Linked DNA regions of Homo sapiens: regions 1, 2 and 3 are each linked to region 4. Evidence: chromatin contacts called from ENCODE Hi-C data. All regions are on one chromosome and are shown on one strand. The core of a region is the stretch at or near the end of the contact, and the rest is flanking DNA. Distances in the headings are between cores, read along the strand shown. Region 1 has its middle 35 kb from the start of CEP78. Region 2 holds the start of PCSK5 (proprotein convertase subtilisin/kexin type 5). Region 3 holds the start of CEP78 (centrosomal protein 78). Region 4 holds the start of VPS13A (vacuolar protein sorting 13 homolog A).

Region 1 (2,706 bases), core at 192-2,691, 1.0 Mb after region 4:
CTCTGAAATGCATTACAGATTTTGGGCCACATTGCAAACTTTCTAAATAAGCTTCTGTGAGTGAGGCTTGGAATTTGAGGTTCATCTTCCTTGGAACTCCCAAAGTTCTTTACATATATCTTCCTTATGTCATTTACCTCCCTCTGCTTTGTGTTTTGTTTTTGTATTATCTCTTCTCCATTACAAGATTCGAAGGTCATCAAGGCAGCAAACATCCTTGAATACTCTGCAGCTTGTAGCATATTGCCTTTTGCAGAGATATGCACTGACATACACAATTGTTTCTTCACAACATTATCACCTGTCGAAGTCCAAAAGGAATTGGTTTGTTCAAATAGAATCCTGTGCAAAGAGTTATTTCAGTAAATGTTTGGAAATGAGGGTTTTTTTTTTTGTTTGTTTGTTTTTGCTATTTTTGTTGAAAACAAAAGATGAATTATGGAAAACACTACCTCACCATGATCATTCTCCATTAAAGTTGAAGTTGTTTAAATTTAAGCATATGTAAACTGAATGCATTAATACAATGAAAATAAATACCCTATTGTATCTACAAAGGAGAGGGTGTAAAATAGATTATGGGAGAAATATAACCTCCTCCAAAATAAGCAGAGTGATATACCCTAGAAGAAATTCCAGACCTTGGCCATGTAGTCATCCTCAATCCTTTTTCATGGTTAATGCCAACAGTAGAGGGGATATGTTTGTAGCTTCCTTGTAGATCCTAGACCCAAGAAAAGATGAGGGGAATAGTGAGGTAAAGAACTATTTACCGGGGGAGGGCTGGCAAGATAGTCAAATAGGAAGAGATCCAGTCTGCAGCTCCCAGCAAGACCAACGCAGAAGGTGAGCGATTTCTGCATTTCCAACTGAGGTACCCGGTTCATCTCACTGGGACTGGTTAGACAGTGGGTACAGCCCACGGAGGGTGAGCAGAAGCAGGGTGGGGCGTCACCTCACCTGGGAAGAGCAAGGTGTCAGGGAACTACCTCCCCTAGCCAAGGGAAGCTGTGAGGGACTGTGCTGTAAGTGCTATCTGGCCCAGATACTATGCTTTTCCCATAGTCTTCGCAACCTGCAGACCAGGAGGTTCCCTTGGGTGCCTACACCACCAGGGCCCTGGGTTTCAAGCACAAAGCTGGGCAGCCATTTGGGCAGATACCAAGCTAGCTGCAGGAGTTTTTTTTCATACCCCAGTGGCACCTGGAATGCCAGCAAGACAGAACCGTTCATTCCCCTGGAAAGGGGGCTAAAGCCAGTGAGCCAAGTGGTCTTGCTCAGTGGATACCACCCCCACGGAGCCTAGCAAGCTAAGATCCACTGGCTTGAAATTCTCACTGCCAGCACAGCAGTCTGAAGTCAACCTGGGATGCTTGAGCTTGGTGCGGGGAGGAGCGTTCACCATTACTGAGGTTTGAGTAGGCGGTTTTCCCCTCACAGTGTAAACAAAGCCTACAGGAAGTTCGAACTGGGCGGAGCCCACCGCAGCATGGCAAAGCTGCAGTAGCCAGACTGTCTCTCTAGATTCCTCCTCTCTGGGCAGGGCATCTCTGAAAGAAAGGCAGCATCTCCCTGGGACAGAGCACCTGGGGGAAGGGGCGGCTATGGGCACAGCTTCAGCAGACTTAAACGTTCCTGCCTGTCGGCTCTGCAGAGAGCAGCGGATCTCCCAGCACAGCCCTCGAGCTCTGCTAAGGGACAGACTGCCTCCTCAAGTGGGTCCCTGACCTCCGTGCCTCCTGAGTAAGAGACACCTCCCAGCAGGGGTCGACAGACACCTCATACAGGAGAGCTCTGGCTGGCATCTGGCGGATGCCCCTCTGGGATGAAGCTTCCAGAGGAAGGAACAGACAATCTTTGCTGTTCTGCAATCATTGCTGTTCTGCAGCCTCCGCTGGTGATACCCAGGCAAACAGGGTCTGGCGTGGACCTCCAACAAACTCCAGCAGACCTGCAGAAGAGGGGCCTAACTGTTAGAAGGAAAACTAACAAACAGAAGGCAATAACATCAACAAAAAGGATGCCCACACAAAAACCCCATCTGAACCCCAACAGCAAAGACCAAAGGTAGATAAATCCATGAAGATGAGAAAAAAAACAGTGCAAAAATGCTGAAAATTCCAAAAACCGGAATGTCTCTTCTCCTCCAAAGGATCACAACTCCTTGCCAGTGAGGGAACAAAATTGGACGGAGAATGAGTCTGACGAATTGACAGAAGTAGGCTTCAGAAGGTGGGTAATAACAAACTCTTCTGAACTAAAGGAGCATGTTCTAACCCAATGCAAGGAAACTAAGAACCTTGATAAAAGGTTATAGGAACTGCTAACTAGAATAAGCAGTTCACGGGAGAACATAAATGACCTGATGGAGCTGAAAAACACAGCATGAGAACTTCATGAAGCATACACAAGTGTCAATAGACGAATCAATCAAACAGAAGAAAGGATATCGGAGATTGAAGATCAACTTAATGAAATAAAATGTGAAGACAAGATTAGAGAAAAAAGAATGCAAAGGAACGAATAAAGCCTGCAAGAATATGGGATTATGTGAAAAGATCAAATCTATCTCTAATTGGTGTACCTGAAAATGACAGGGAGAATGGAACCAAGTGAAAAACACATATCAGGATATTATCTAGAACTTCCTCAACCTAGCAAGACAGGCCAACATTCAAATTCAGGAAATACAGAGAACAGCACAAA
Region 2 (2,965 bases), core at 241-2,740, 1.3 Mb before region 4:
TTACTCTACAGTATTCAGAGATTCTGAATTCCACTAATTTTTTGTGCCTCCCCCTTCCCCTTTCTCCAGTGTACAGCACAATTCATTGCACATGCTAGGTGCTCAAAACAGATGTGTTGAATCAGTCAAATAAATAAACGAATAAAATACATACACTTCTGCACATGTTTTAGTTCTTCTGATCTTCTATTTCTTCAGCTATAATGTGGGGATGATGTTATTTTGTGGGTTTGTTTTCAAGATTAAATAATATAGCATACCTTATACAATATGTAAAATGTCAAATGCTATGCTCAAAGGTACTAGTGGAATTTTAAGTCTGCAGGTATCTTTCAGATTTTAAAAAATCAGTACCAAAAGCTATAGGTGGGATGAGTTAATTAATCTCAAACACATTTAAATTAACAGGAAGAAAGAAATAGGGCATGGTAGGAGGAGAGAAAGGAGGACAGTTAGGGATATAGTGAATACTTTTAAAGTCAGTTGAATTATTTCATACGGGATAATTTTTCTTGTCACAGTAAATCACCCTGTGCCCCACCCCCGCTCCAGGAAGGCAGGGAGGTTGTAAAGGAGAAGCGAGAAGAGGGTTAATTTGAGCTCCCTCCTGCCTGCTGCAGTCACAGTGCATGATAGAGTAATGAAGGTGACGCCGCCACATATCTCATCTGAACTTCCTCTGTGGTCTTTTTCATATTAAAGTCTTTCACTGTTACAGGACTGTGCTTGGAAAAGTTGGGAAACTTTTCCCTTGGTGGAGAAAAAGAAGCCCTCGTCAGACGCAATCCAACAAATGAATGGAGTTATTTCCTTGGCCCAACATGTCCATCCACTAGCACACCAAATATTCATAGAAACATCTTTCCTCACTTCCAAGGCCGGAATTGTACTCTCCCGTGGCGTTGCCTAGTATCGCAGATTTCGAAAGTGAGCAGGCAACAGACTTGGCTTTCGAGCCAATTCTAGGAGTCGATGCGACTTACTGTCCTGTGTGGTAGCTTCTCCCGGGAGCAGAAAGTGTAAAATAAACAGCTGCTGAAAAGCATGAAGAATTAACGAAGTGAAAATCTCGAGTTATTTGTTCGGCAATTGACACGTAAGTGACCTCCTTAAATGCCTAGTTATTTAAGGACGTTTAGAACGAGGATGAATGAATCTTCAGGGCGGTTAATTCGCACCGGCGTGTAAATTTCTTTAGTCTTTCGGGAAGTGGCGGTAAATTCATACAAATCCAGCAGGGAGGGAAGAGAAGGGAGTAAAACCACGATCTCGGAGCGCTCTTCTCAGTCCTTTGGAAAGACTTGCCTTTACTGCCCGGAACCCTGGAGGTTACAGCTGGGCGAACCCGGAGGCGCTAGGACCTCGTCAGCGCCTGGCTGCGGCCGCTTTCAAGAGGGCGGAGGAGGGAGAGGAGGAGGGCGATGTGGGAAAGGAGGGGTGTTAAGGGGGGCGGGGGAAGTCATTTATGCAGAGCAGGAGCTGCTGCCATTGCCACTCAGAATCCTCGCGCGCTGCTCGGAGCCGGAGGGAGCGCTGGGAGCGAGCAAGCGAGCGTTTGGAGCCCGGGCCAGCAGAGGGGGCGCCCGGTCGCTGCCTGTACCGCTCCCGCTGGTCATCTCCGCCGCGCTCGGGGGCCCCGGGAGGAGCGAGACCGAGTCGGAGAGTCCGGGAGCCAAGCCGGGCGAAACCCAACTGCGGAGGACGCCCGCCCCACTCAGCCTCCTCCTGCGTCCGAGCCGGGGAGCATCGCCGAGCGCCCCACGGGCCGGAGAGCTGGGAGCACAGGTCCCGGCAGCCCCAGGGATGGTCTAGGAGCCGGCGTAAGGCTCGCTGCTCTGCTCCCTGCCGGGGCTAGCCGCCTCCTGCCGATCGCCCGGGGCTGCGAGCTGCGGCGGCCCGGGGCTGCTCGCCGGGCGGCGCAGGCCGGAGAAGTTAGTTGTGCGCGCCCTTAGTGCGCGGAACCAGCCAGCGAGCGAGGGAGCAGCGAGGCGCCGGGACCATGGGCTGGGGGAGCCGCTGCTGCTGCCCGGGACGTTTGGACCTGCTGTGCGTGCTGGCGCTGCTCGGGGGCTGCCTGCTCCCCGTGTGTCGGACGCGCGTCTACACCAACCACTGGGCAGTCAAAATCGCCGGGGGCTTCCCGGAGGCCAACCGTATCGCCAGCAAGTACGGATTCATCAACATAGGACAGGTAACGAACTACAGGCTAGCCCAGCCCTCGGCCCTGAAGCCACTGGGGGCTTCTTGTCCCCTCTGCGTGGAACCCCCTCCCCCTCTTCCAGATGTGCTCTAGCAGCTGTTGCCCTAACTCTTGGGCGATGCTCTGTCTCCTGCGCGCGCGCGCGTACGCACACACACACACACACACACACACACACACACCCCAGAGTTGCCGGGTCCGTGTTTTGTTTACTTGTCTTTTCCAAGCCACGCGGGACTGGTAGGGTCTCGGGAAAAATCCAGAGTGCCCCCGTGGTGGCTTCAGAGACGGCTGGACCTTTTGACCTGAAAAGTCGAGTAGCACTAGTAATCTGAGGCAGTCTCAGAGAGGGTGATCGTGGGGAGAGGGGGAAATTAGGTCTTTTGGGGGATAGGGGGTGAGCGCGCCTCTGATGCCTGCGGGGAAGGGAAAGCCTTTCCTGCTCGGACCTGAATTTAGCCCAGAAAGAAGTTTCCTCTTGGGCGAGAGAACCTCTGGCGCTGGAGACTCCGGAGGCGCGGGGACTGGAGCTGGAAGGGAGGAGAAAGGAGGGGGAGGGAAGAGGGGGCCGGCCCCGGTGTGAGTGCAGATTTAGGGGAGACCTCTAGGCTTTCTCGCCTTAAGCGAGGTCCGCGTGGGGGCTCCCGGAAGGGAGTTGTAGTGGGGAGGTGGGAAACTTCCGAAACCGGCTGGCTGGGTTCCGCTCCGGGAAAACGAGGAGTCTTACCCCGGGACGGAAGGTGCCGGGCCGGGAGGTTGCGCCGT
Region 3 (2,775 bases), core at 102-2,601, 1.1 Mb after region 4:
GCAGAAATATAAAGACATACATTGCAACGATGAATACCAAGTTCAGAAGAGCAGTTATCTCAGAGTCAGAGAGTAGTCGTGATTGGGAAGGTGGTTACACAAAGCTCTTCAACAGGAATGGTAATGTTTCATTTATTAAGCTGGTTTATGAATATACAAGCGTTTACTATATTAAGATTTGAGCATGTCGCACATAAAAATAATTGGTGACCATATCTCCGGAATTTTAGAGACGCCTGCATATGTGTGTTGGAAGTAAGTTGGAGTATCCGGAATGCAGTGGGTGGAACAGGAATGCAATAAACACAATGTCTAAGGCTCTACCGGAGGACTATCATTGCTCTAGCAATTGCATACCAATAGAAGGAGAGGTCAATTATCTGGATTCTTCCACTTAGCTTCCACTTAACTTCCCCGTTCCTCAGTTTCCCCTTTTGTAAAGTAGAATATAATAGTATATTCCTTGAGATGTTAGGAGAATGAAATGATTTCATACTTAAACATTGCTTAAAATAATCCCGAGGACATTATTTCAAATAAGTACTAGTTACAAGGGAGTTAGCCAACATCATCGTCAGTACAAAACAAACTGATTCACAGCAAACACAATAAAGTCCTGAATTCATGAAACACTCTTCAATTTGCCAGGAACCGTGTGAGATATGCAGAAACTACAGAAATTAAGGCTTATTTGTAGATATTAACACAGACATAAAAGATTTAATGACCGCAGTTCACGTTCAATCAGCCGTTCCCACATCCCTTGAGTGCAGTCTCTGTGCTGGCTGGACACTGCAAGCACAGACACATTCCTCAGATGTTTAGACTTTTTTTAAAAGTGCGTTGTTACATCCACATTTCACTTTTTATTTTCTTTCTTTTTTTGAGACGGAGTTTCGCTCTTGTCGCCCAGGCTGGAGTGCAATGGCAAGATCTCGGCTCACTGCAGCCTCCGCCTCCCGGGTTCTAGCGATTTTCCTTCCTCAGCTGGGATTACAGGCGAGTAGCTGGGATTACAGGCGCCCGCCACCATGCCCGGCTAATGTTTGTATTTTTAATTGAGACGGGGTTTCGCCATGTTGGCCAGGCTGGTCTCGAACTCCTGACCCCAGGTGATCCGCTCGCCCCCGCCTCACACAGTGCTGGGATTACAGGCGTGGGCCACCGCGCCCGACCACACATTTCACTTTTATTCGGATCGATCAGTAAACTCTTTCGCAAACCCTCAAACTCTCCCGACCACTATCTCAGGTAGCAGCGAACTCACCCGTCCTCAGGAGGCGGGACCTGCGTGCCGACGCACAGCGAGCACGTTGACGTCTTGGCGCACCGTTCCACGGCACCGCCCACCGGCTTGAATCCCGGCGCCTCAGAGGACTATGAGGCGGGCGCCAACTGCTTGGGCCGCAGGGCGGGAGGCAGCGCGGGAGTGGGGCGTTGAGGGGCCGGCCTAGCTTGGGGCTCTGGCCTTGCGTCTTCCGACCGAATCACCGCTCCTGAGCCCGGTGCGGGGCTGCCGCTATCGCCTGGCCGTGGGTGCCGGAGCGGCCGGGTTGCGACTCAGCGTTCTTGGGTGGGCGCGGGCGGCGTCTCCGCGGCGGGCATCCCCCGAGGCCGCCCTCGGGCCATGATCGACTCCGTGAAGCTGCGCCGCGACAGCGCGGCGGACTTCTTCTCCCACTACGAGTACCTGTGCGCGCTGCAGAACTCGGTGCCGCTGCCCGCCGTGCGCGCCTGTCTCCGGGAGGGCGTGCTGGATTTCAACGCCGACCGCCTCCGCGGGGTGGACTGGGCGCCTCTGCTGAGCACCCTCAAGATCAATAAAGACCTGCCCTTGGTCTCCATCAAGAGCTTCTTCCAGCCCTGGCTGGGGGACACAGGTTTGTAGTTCCCGCCTCCAGGGCCCCTCAGTCGGTGCGGCGAAGTGGGTTTTTAGGTGAGTGGTGTCCATTGTCGGGGTATGTGTGCAATAGAAGGGGTGTGCGGCCTGGACACTCACGAGCTAGGTGAGTGGCTTAAGGTCTCTAGGGCTTCAGTGTGCTCATCCGTAACATGGGCTTAATAACGAGACCCAGGTTATGTGCGCCTTCGCAAGGATTCCCTGCGCTGCTGATGCCTGCAGAGCTCTTAGCACAGTTTGGGACATCATTAAACATTTGACAGATGTTACCTATTTTATTGAATGACTTTGATTTGCCTGATAGAGAACTAAGCAGGTAGGAAATTAATACATGTCAGCCTTTGTCTTTTTTTTTTTTTTTTTTTTTTTTTTTTTGAGACACTGTTTCACTCTGTCGCCCAGGCTGGAATGCAGTGGCAAGATCTCGGCTCACTGCAACCTCCGCCTCCCGGGTTCAAGTGATTCTCCTGCCTCAACCTCCCGAGTAGCTGGGATTACAGGCGCGCGCCACCATGCCCGGCTAATTTTTGTATTTTTAGTAGAGATGGGGTTTCACCATGTTAGCCAGGCTGGTCTCGAACTCCTGACCTCAGGTGATCCGCCCGCTTCGGCCTTCCAAAGTGCTGGGATTACAGGCATGAGCCACCGCGCCCGGCCTGTCTTCATTTTTTAAGGTGTATATAAGAAGTTTGTAAAGTGCTTTACAAATACAAGCCATTTGTAAATGTATAGTGGTATAATTAGGGATCCAGACTCTCTGATTATTCGGAAAATATGTTAGGTCAACTATGATATATGACAAAATGCTGTTATTCCTTTGAGCACTTAGCATTTTCTACATAATGGAGGCAGCTTCCTATAGACGCTAGCTAGGT
Region 4 (2,700 bases), core at 67-2,566:
AGCTCTTCCCCTTCCTAGGCATTTTAGCCTCTATTCGTTTCTCCGTGCAGGTATTCTGAAGCAGACTGTTAGCTGAATGAGAGAGAAGCAGGTGGGGTGGTAGCCAATCAGAAGGGCCAAGTTCCAGTTCTTCCACAGAACATTGGTTGTATGACCTTGCACACATCCCTAACACTTCAGCTTCATTATATTTAAGACTAGGAGGTTGGAGACCTCATAAAGGTCCTTCAAATATAAAATTATATGAAAAACATTCATAAACTCAGGTAAAAACTTACAGTTTTTGTCAGGCATTCTACTTGCAAAGGCACACCCTAAACATTTAATTTTGAAAAGTCGGTGACTATGCACAAAAAGTAGTAAAATGACACAGGAATTAATAGAAATCCATCATTATTCATTTAACGTGTAAAGAGAAAACGCTCAATGTACACTTTTTCGGTCCTGCAGATGATTAATTACAGTTCTCTAAACCTCACATTTAGCATCTCTGTGACCTCAGGCCTTTGGGATTACTTCTAAGTAAGACCAAACAGGTCGAAAGATCTGTAATTGTAATTTATTTTAGGTCAGTGGTTCGGTGGAGGCATAGGGGTCAAGGGTCCAGCACTCCCAGTATTTCTTGGAGGGTGTTCAGCAGTTTCCAGACCGGCTGACTCCAACTCTTATCTGCAGGGAAGCGTGTTACTCTTTGGAATGAAAGACAGCTCCGTATAAATGACTTGACCAAAAATGGGTGCTCATCTCAGATGCAGGGCAGGGACTATGTAACTCCATCCTCGACTCGCAGCAGGAAGTTAACTCCTCCTGAGAGCCAGGCGGTCGGAGGACCAGGCGGGGAGGTTACAGGCACCAAGACACCCAGGCTGGCTGGACCCTCCCACCCTGTAATGATGAGGGGAGATGCTCCCTGGGACAGCCCCCTTGAAGCTTCTGGCGACGGGGCTGGGATCCGCCCACCCTTACTCAGGGGCGAGCCCTGTCATACGCGTGGAAGCGGCCACCACCTTCTAGGGGGAGGGGCGTTCCCGTCGGGCGTAACCGCCCCGCCCTGGGGGGCCGCTGGGGACGCTGATCTGCAGGAGGGGGCGGGGTCGGAAAAAATCCGGTAGCTCCAGACCGGTGTCCCGTTGCCAGGCGATGGGGAGGAGGCGGGGCCGACAGGAAAGAGGAGCCGGGCTCGGCGCGAAAAGGGCACCCTCCAGAGCCGCGGCCGCGCAGCCGCCTTTCCTCCCTCTCAGGGCTGCGCGCCCAGGTCTGCGCCGCGCTCCGCCTCCAGCCGCGCGCAGACTTGCGCACGCGTCGTGAGAGCGACCGCCTCCGTCTCTCGCTGGGCTCGCTAGGGCTGCGCGTTGGGCCAGCGGGGGCGCCGCAGCTGAAGCCGCCCCGGAGCCGGTGAACCGAATTACCTCGAGGGAGGGGCGTGGGGAAGGCGGCGGGAGGAGGAGCGCACGGGCCGGCTGCCGTGCCCACCACGGCTGAGGAACATGGTTTTCGAGTCGGTGGTCGTGGACGTGTTGAACCGGTTCTTGGGGGACTATGTGGTGGACTTGGACACGTCCCAGCTCTCTCTGGGCATCTGGAAAGGTAAGGAGGCCGCCGCCGCCGCTCCCCGGCCTCTCGTGCTTCCCGGCCGTCTCGCTGCCCGAGCGGCGTCCTGCGTTCTCGGGGCTTCGAGCACCTTGCTCGCCGGGTGCAGCCACCTGCCGCCGCCCGCCTGTGGGTCAAGTTACGTAAAGCCGGGCGGCAGTTCCCTGGCCTCCGCCCTCGAGTTGTTTATATTTTGGGGGAAAGGAGAGGGTCATGAGTGCGGGATGAAAAGGTCTATATTTTCCGAGCGGAGCGGACTTGCCGTGGGCTCCGTGGGTCTGGCGTTCAAGTCCCGGCGAGGGGCCGTTCTCTACCCCTGGCCCCGCACGGTCCGGCTTTAGCCGCGCGGGGCGAGGAGGCGAGACGACGCCTTCCTGGGCTGGGTCCCATCCCTGTCCTTTGCCCCCCTGGGTTTATGACGAAGGCCCCAGAAATCCCCCGCGTGTTGCATGCTGCCTCGCACGTGAAGGCAGGGCGCTGTGACCGGGGACGCCCGCTTCCTTGCTTCCCCAGCCTCAATTCCTGGCTTCACCCGTGGTGCTTTCTGCTCTCCCCCTTCCGGCCCTAGGACCCGGACGCCGGCTCTCTCTCGCCTGGGTTCGGCGGATAACAAAAAGGAAACTCAAGTGCAAAGTAACTCAAACAGTTGCTTGTGTGGTTGCAGTTAACAGCCTGACCTAGGAATGTGTAACATTTTCAAGACTTTAGGATATGTGGGTCAGAGTGAATTGCCGAATTTTAAAGAAAAACCAGGGCGTGCGGTGCAACGTCTCAGACCTGCAAAAGACCGGGCTGAACAGGGCCCTACGCTGCCTAGGTGGTGAAGGACCGAGCTTTCCTTGTGTCCGTTTAGTGTGGTATTCTGCCTTAGTGAGAGCCTCATTTTTAGTGTTTCCATCTGTTTTTGCATTATGCGCTTGTTTATTTTAAACACCCGCTAGAAATTAGACTCCTTTGTGAAATGAATTTCCCAGGCCAAAGTGAGGGTTAATTTTGTGTGTGAAGTGTGTGTGTTTAAATATATATTTAAAGTAATTTATTCTTGTCTGTGCACACACTTCCAGTCTTCTTCTAAAATACTTACCTTGACTCTTCTCGTTTATGAGATAA

The links. A loop is a pair of places that touch in the nucleus more often than their neighbours do. Pooled maps may share reads with other maps.
Region 1: a loop to region 4 is called in a pooled map, with 5 times the contacts of the local background. The contact joins the enhancer-like site here to the promoter of VPS13A in region 4. A Hi-C loop is called at or near these places in 3 of 168 maps with a recorded cell type or tissue (B cell, CD4-positive, alpha-beta memory T cell and naive thymus-derived CD4-positive, alpha-beta T cell) and 8 of 50 pooled maps.
Region 2: a map of CD8-positive, alpha-beta T cell shows a loop between it and region 4 (22-fold over the local background). The contact joins the promoter of PCSK5 here to the promoter of VPS13A in region 4. A Hi-C loop is called at or near these places in 6 of 168 maps with a recorded cell type or tissue (CD4-positive, alpha-beta memory T cell, CD8-positive, alpha-beta T cell, ascending aorta and 1 more) and 13 of 50 pooled maps.
Region 3: a loop to region 4 is called in a map of B cell, with 22 times the contacts of the local background. The contact joins the promoter of CEP78 here to the promoter of VPS13A in region 4. A Hi-C loop is called at or near these places in 11 of 168 maps with a recorded cell type or tissue (B cell, CD4-positive, alpha-beta T cell, CD4-positive, alpha-beta memory T cell and 6 more), 13 of 37 single-sample maps with no recorded cell type and 25 of 50 pooled maps.

What each region holds. Positions count from the first base shown.
Region 1 is chr9:78,199,875-78,202,580 of GRCh38, forward strand. No RefSeq gene overlaps it. Among named protein-coding and RNA genes, the nearest start is that of CEP78, 35 kb to the right of the region's middle. Within about 2 kb of position 1,442, at least 6 of the 41 ENCODE cell types and tissues checked have a DNase peak (open chromatin) inside an H3K27ac peak, as active enhancers do; they include B cell, where a contact is called at or near this core.
Region 2 is chr9:75,889,183-75,892,147 of GRCh38, forward strand. PCSK5 (proprotein convertase subtilisin/kexin type 5) reads left to right here and starts at 1,491. Exons shown (of 38, transcript NM_001372043.1): 1 at 1,491-2,191. The coding sequence starts at 2,000.
Region 3 is chr9:78,234,724-78,237,498 of GRCh38, forward strand. It overlaps CEP78 (centrosomal protein 78), which reads left to right and starts at 1,352. Exons shown (of 17, transcript NM_001330691.3): 1 at 1,352-1,880. The coding sequence starts at 1,628. RefSeq lists an enhancer at 1,081-1,750 and a silencer at 1,376-1,745.
Region 4 is chr9:77,176,218-77,178,917 of GRCh38, forward strand. It overlaps VPS13A (vacuolar protein sorting 13 homolog A), which reads left to right and starts at 1,317. Exons shown (of 72, transcript NM_033305.3): 1 at 1,317-1,587. The coding sequence starts at 1,488. It overlaps VPS13A-AS1 (VPS13A antisense RNA 1), which reads right to left and starts at 1,700. Exons shown (of 2, transcript NR_026668.2): 1 at 1,410-1,700; 2 at 539-689. RefSeq lists silencers at 945-1,274, 1,036-1,330, 2,313-2,482 and an enhancer at 1,036-1,330.